2 separate regions of the Homo sapiens genome follow, and region 2 is linked to region 1. Evidence: read pairs that join two places in POLR2A ChIA-PET (ENCODE). Cell type or tissue: HepG2. All regions are shown on one strand. Links, peaks and the distances in the headings refer to the core of each region. The heading gives the core; the rest is flanking DNA. Region 1 overlaps PLXND1 (plexin D1). Region 2 overlaps EFCAB12 (EF-hand calcium binding domain 12).

The links. Peaks named below come from ENCODE experiments on the same cell type or tissue, not always from the same donor. Only the 100,000 strongest peaks of a DNase experiment are listed, where the experiment ranks them.
Region 2: POLR2A ChIA-PET joins it to region 1 with 5 read pairs; 4 of 35 experiments call an interaction of 5 or more read pairs at or near these places.

Annotation. Positions count from the first base shown.
Region 1 is chr3:129,595,460-129,598,356 of GRCh38, reverse strand. All of the region lies in intron 1 of PLXND1 (plexin D1), which reads left to right. Among named protein-coding and RNA genes, the nearest start is that of PLXND1, 9.8 kb to the left of the region's middle. RefSeq lists an enhancer at 1,408-2,139. In HepG2, for the core only: no CTCF peak of the experiment used is centred there; DNase peaks (open chromatin) are centred at 1,068, 1,446 and 1,946; H3K4me3 peaks cover 1,968 bases.
Region 2 is chr3:129,412,602-129,415,498 of GRCh38, reverse strand. EFCAB12 (EF-hand calcium binding domain 12) reads left to right here. Exons shown (of 9, transcript NM_207307.3): 4 at 98-254. Among named protein-coding and RNA genes, the nearest start is that of EFCAB12, 15 kb to the left of the region's middle. In HepG2, for the core only: no CTCF peak of the experiment used is centred there; a DNase peak (open chromatin) is centred at 1,618.

The DNA.
Region 1 (2,897 bases), core at 276-2,775:
CCCAGAATGGTGAGGGAGGAGGTCATGACATCAGACAGATGCCACACACTAACCAGCTCATCAGAGGAGTGCGGGAGGGCTTCCTGGAGGAGGGGAGGTTGGAGCAGCACTTGACAGATGGGGCTGGGGAAGGCATTCCAGGCAGAGCACACGATAGGGGCAAAGGCTCAGAGATGTTGGAATGTGGCTTGGGTAGCAGGCCGAGGGGAAGCTGAGAGTGTGCTGGGCCTTGCCTGCAGGCTAAAGACTTGGATGCTGTCATGTGGGCTGCGGGGAGCCAGCAGGGCTTTGGGGAAAGGAGAGACATGGCTGATCTGGTTCCGGAAGGGACCCTGTGGCTGCTGGTCTGTATTGGCCCTGCCAGGTGCTGGCAGGATCCAGGGGCGGAGGCGCTCACCCGGAGCCCCCACTGTGGCTGGACCAGGTAACTCCCGAGGGCCTCTCCAGCTCTGACAGCCATGTGGGGATTGCCATGGAAACCAGCCGGTTCCCGAGTGGGGACAAGCCCAGAAAGTCTCTGAGTGCCAGCCACGTGGACTTGGATCCTCACTGCCCCCCAAGTACAGCCGTTTTCTTCTTTCCAAAGGCCATGTCTGAGCCAGGGCCGAACCAAACAGACCGCCCAGACAGGCATCCAGTGGCAGGGGCCCTGCTCCACCCTGCTCGGCTGATACTCGATGCAGTCAAGATCTGGGGGCCAGCGCCAGCGGGGGCCCTCCCCGCCTAGTCCACCGTCCTTTACCCTGAAACTTGATAAATCATGCGCTGGAGGGGGAGGGAAGCTCGCAGCTCCATTACGAGTCCCGGCAAGGCCCCAGTGGGGCGTTAATCATGTAGCACTTTATGCTCTGATCGGTAAATAATGGGGGGGGGCCCGCAGGCAGAGGCCTTGGAGTGGAGGCCAGGCCCAGGAAAGTGGCCAAACCCCCTTGCCTGTGCCCTTCTCCAGCCTCTGCCCGCTATCTTTGTTTGAGGTGACTGAGCTCTCTAGAAGCAGCCATCACCTTGATGGGCCTCAGTTTCCCCAGCTCAAAACCCAGGGTTTTTCCAGCTCCAAGCGGCTGATTTCCTGGCAACCATTGGTGGCTCCCAGCAGAGCGGCGGGTGGGGAGGCTGTGGTTAAGGGCGGGGATCTGGAGCCCGCAGGCCTGCGCTGGAGGCTTGGATCTAGCCATTCCGGCTGTGTGCCCCTGGGCAAATCACTTCAACTCTCTGTGCCTCAGTTTCCTTTACTGTAAAGCAGCATCAACTCTTTCAGGGTGTGGTGAGGGTTGAATGAGATAATACAGAAAGAGGTCTCAGCACAAAGCAGACTGCACACAGCTGCTTGCTACTGTCACTCTACCGAACTGTTACTATGAGAAAGCTGCCCCTCCCCATCCTGGGGCTGGGCCTCTGAGCTCGGATGTGGGCAGCTGGAGAGAGGGCCCCGTTGTCACCTCTGTGTCCCCAGCTCATGGAATCCAGCCCGGAGATGTTTGCGCAAGGCTCCAAGCAGCCCTGTCTTCTTGGCTGTGTCCACAGCGGTCGTGCGATGACTCTGGGACCAGCGGTAGAGTCCTGCTGCAGAGCACAGCCTGCGGCCAGGCATATGGGCTGGACCCCGAGGAGACCAGGGGCTGGGGAGGAGGGTGTGAGATCGAACCTCCAAGTCCCCCCAGCCCCAGGAGGGAACTGCCAGTGTTCCCTGGAGAGGCAACTATTTCTCGGCTCCTGGCCTGGAGTCCCTTCAGGGGAGGAAGCTGGGAGGGAAACTGTTCCAGGGCTTGGAAAGACTGGCTTCGTGCTCTGCCCCTCCTGCTGGGGGGAGGGAAGCCTTTTCCCTGGGCCAGGGAAGAGCCGCTGGCTGCCCATCCCACACTGTGCTCCTCTGGGACCCAGGGGGAGGGGAGCTGGAAATGGGGCCAGGCCGGGCCGGAATGAGAAACAGCTTCATGAAGGGGGAGCTGGGTGTCTAGGGGCTGCGTCCAGCTAACTAAACAATGGCTGCTTGAGTCAGCGACTGTGGCGGTGGTTCCCAGGCGCCAGGGCAGAGCAGGCCGAGGCCAGAGCTCCCACTACTGTGTCCTTGGTGAGGGCGGTGTAGCCCATCCAGCCTCGGATGCTTTGACTTCAGGAAGCGGTGGAGTGGCTTGTCCCTGTCCTCGGGAGCTCCCGAGCCTCTGCTCCGTGGTCTGCATAGCTAATTGGGAACATTTATTGAGCACCTACAGTGCTTAGCACTGAAGGCTCCTATGAGCTCAGTCCTTCCATAAGCCCTAGGTGGTGGGTGCTATTGCTGTCTTATTTTACAGATGTGGAGTCCGAGGTTCAGAGGGGATGGTGCCTCCCATAGTGAGGTAAGAGCTGTGAGACTTAGGAGTCAGGAGCCTCAGCTTTCTCATCTGTAAAATGGGTACGCAGCAAGAGTGTGTGTGTGTGTGTGTGTGTGTGTGCGTGCGTGCACCCCCAGGGCTGTAAGGTGCCCCCAGTAGCTGTAGTGTCACACAGTAGGTCCTTAATCCAGCCAGGCTTGTGACCTAAGCCTGGGGCTTGTCCTTCCAGGCCATGCCTGTTTGGGGTGGGTGGGCAGATCATGCCCAGTCTGTGTGTTGGCCCTCAGGGCGGCCTGGCTGGCTGGCTTCAGCCCTTCCAGATGGTGTCCAGCTGGTCTGGATAACCTCAAAGCCCTGGAGCTGGGTGACCCGCCTCTTCCAGAGGGGTCAGGGAAACCAAGGCAGGCCTCCCCGAAGGGTCTGCCAGAGCTGCTGTGTCCTTTGCCGTTTGTCTGAAGCCTCTGCTCTTCTCTGTGCCTTGGTTTCTCCAACGTGCTCCTCCAGGCTGCTTTTCCTCTGTGGCTAAGGCCAGGCTTCCTGACCATGGTGCTAGGCCTGGTTGGCCATCTTCTCCCTACAGCC
Region 2 (2,897 bases), core at 97-2,596, 180 kb after region 1:
GCAGGATGGGGGTCTGAGGAGGCTGGTAAGGCCTTGGCCATCAGAGCAGGATGTTTGGATGGGAGCCTGCTAGTCTGAAGGTCTTCTCTCTCCTCAGGTCGGAGTCCCTCTGAAGAACCAAGAGGTGGAGGATATAGTGATCTACCTCAGCTCTCTTGGGAAGCACAACACCATCACCATGGATATCCTGGCCAATACCTACAAGCAGTGGTCTATGGCTCAGCAAAGGAGCAGCCTGGCCACTGCAAGGGAGCGTGCGTACCCCTCCCCATCCTGTGCCTCCACCTCCCCGTCCTGGGAGCAAGCATGGTGCAGGCAGCCTTGGCCTCTCCTCCAAACTCACTTCCTCAGTGTGTTCCCCAGTTTTGGCCGACTGTGGTTTGGCCAAGCCTCTGGAAATTTTCAGGCCCAGAGATTAACTAAGGAGTAGATATTCCCTTGAGTGCCCAGCTACCACTGTGTCCATTCAAAGACAAATGAGTCCCAGCCCTTGTTCTTAGAGGAGGATACTCAGCCCACCAGAGCCCACCTGAGAGGCTGAGAACTGACCCAAATGGCAAGCCTTTCCAGAGACATTTATGTGTGTGTGGGTCCAAGGCCTCCTCACTATTAATCCATAGCTTATTGATAAAATTCTTGTTCAGAACCAGAATTAGCACATGTTTACAGTTTACTGGAAAGTGTATTTTGGTATTCTGCTATCAGGGGTATTATGGCAGGGTTGCTGTCAACAGTTGTAAAGGTTGTACATGGCTCAAGTTCCATCTGCCAAGCAATACATTTGTGGGGCCACATCTGTCCAGACAAGGCACAGAGGCAAATTAGAAATGGACTTGCTAAAGCTCTGGCTGTGAATTTACTCTACAACACAAAGGTGCATTGTATAATATTTCTTTATATCTTAGTACCATTCTTGTAGTAAACAAACAAACAAAAAAGAACCATTACAACCACCCACCCATTCTAGCACCCTTCCCAAACATAGCCACAGCTTTGTTTTTCTAAATGAAACAAATCTTGCTCTGTTCCCATCTACCAGGTTGGCAGGAACTTAATCTCATGCATGTTTGGGGCTTCCTTGTCCTCCCTGAGTCACACAGGAGCCCTGGAGGAGGCAGTGGAGGGGTTTCCTAACAATGGTAAAGATCTGGGGTGAGGCCGTTGGAGTTTACAGTCACACCAAGAGGAGTTACTCAGCATCCTCACTGGAGTGGCTCATTTGGGGACAGCAGGCAGCTCAGAGCATCCATTCCTCAGTCCTCCAGGAGATTTTCAATGTCCAGTCTCAACCAGCTGCCCTGCAGAGAAACTATCACCTCCCAAGCAGGGTCTCTGCCTCTCTCAGAGCTCAGGGAAGCTCAGCACCCCAACAGTCGCTCCTGCATGTGTCACCACCCCAACAGTAGTAATCTCCTTTATGTCCAGCACATTTTTAAGGTCACCTCAAGTTGGGCTGCTTTCCCTCTGATACTCTTTGTGCCTTTTTGTTATAAATTACCAAGCTTATCATTATCTGTGTAGCTGGCTGTGAGTCATTTCAATGACCACAGTGTGCTGTGATGCATATTCGCAGCAGAGATATTTTGGGTCCTGTTATTTCCCAGTAAGTAAACACAAAGCCAAGCAGCAGACCTTTGCTCTCATGGTGCTACTTTGGCGTCATCACTGAGTTCTTTTTCCCTGGTGAGCAATAGTGGGTAAGATAGGTAGACTGGGGTGTGTAAGAATTAAAGAAAGAGGAAAGAAACAGGAAAGGTGGCTCAATAGTCAAAGACAGGTTTATTTTAGAGAAAACAAACCTGAGAGGGGCTGCTGGCTGAGTTAGGTCAGAGCCACATTCTCTTACAGACTAAGAGTTTTTAAGGATTCACAGTGGAAGAGTTTATCAGAGGCTTGGACTGCTTCTCTGTCTCTTTGTTGTGTTTATCTGGGAGGCAGAGTTGCGTGTCTGTTTCCATACATCTTTCTGCAGCTGCAGGCATATCCCCCAAGTCTGCTTTTAGCTTCCCTATCTTAGTGCACCTGAAGGGAAAGGAATGTGCTTATTAAGGCCCACAGTTTTACTGGGGCCCATTGTATGAGGGTGAAGTTTGGCAGTCACCCAAGAGACTTTCCCCCGACCTCCCTCTGTGCCTGAGCTGTCTTGTCTGTGTTTTACTGTCTGCTCTTTCTGGCTGCTTATAGTTAGAAGAGAAGTGATTTCCTTGAAATGCATGAGGCTAGAAAGGGAGCTGGAACTTAAAGTGGCGGTGTTTGTCCCAGATGACGGTGCTCCTGCTCTGTCCGGGTGTCTCTCACTTTGTCTAAAGAGGCAAGAGTTTGAGCGTCTTGGCAGGGGTGCCTTCTTCCAGTAGTTCTTCTTGCAGTAGCTCTTCTTCATTCTTGCAGAATGATCTCAGTTTATCCTTTATGTCCGCAGAGGTCAGGATTGCTATTCCTGCTTTACGAGGAGGAAGCTGGAGCTCAGAGAGGCTGAGCCACTTGTTCACAGCCTCAATAGAAGGTGGTAAGGTCAGGATATTATTTCAGCTTGAGACGATGAAGGTCTGAACCAGGGCAGGGACAATGGGATTCTTTCATTCATTGGAATCTTTGTTGAGCAACTACTATGTGCCACTTCTAGAAACTGGGAACACAGCAGTGGGCCAGCCAAAGCCCCAGCTTTCGATGAGCTTGCACCTAAAGGGCTGGTGGTCAGGGACGGCCTCTCTGAGAAGCAGACATTGGAGCTGACATCTGAGTGATTGACAGGAACTAGTCTTGGGGGAAGCACAATCTAGGCAGATAGAACTGTGAAGGCAAAGGCCCTGGGGTAGGATAGCTTGCAAGAGACAGAAGGTGGTCAGGGTGGCTGGGTGGAATGGGTGAAGGGTGAATGGTATGCCATGGACCAGGTG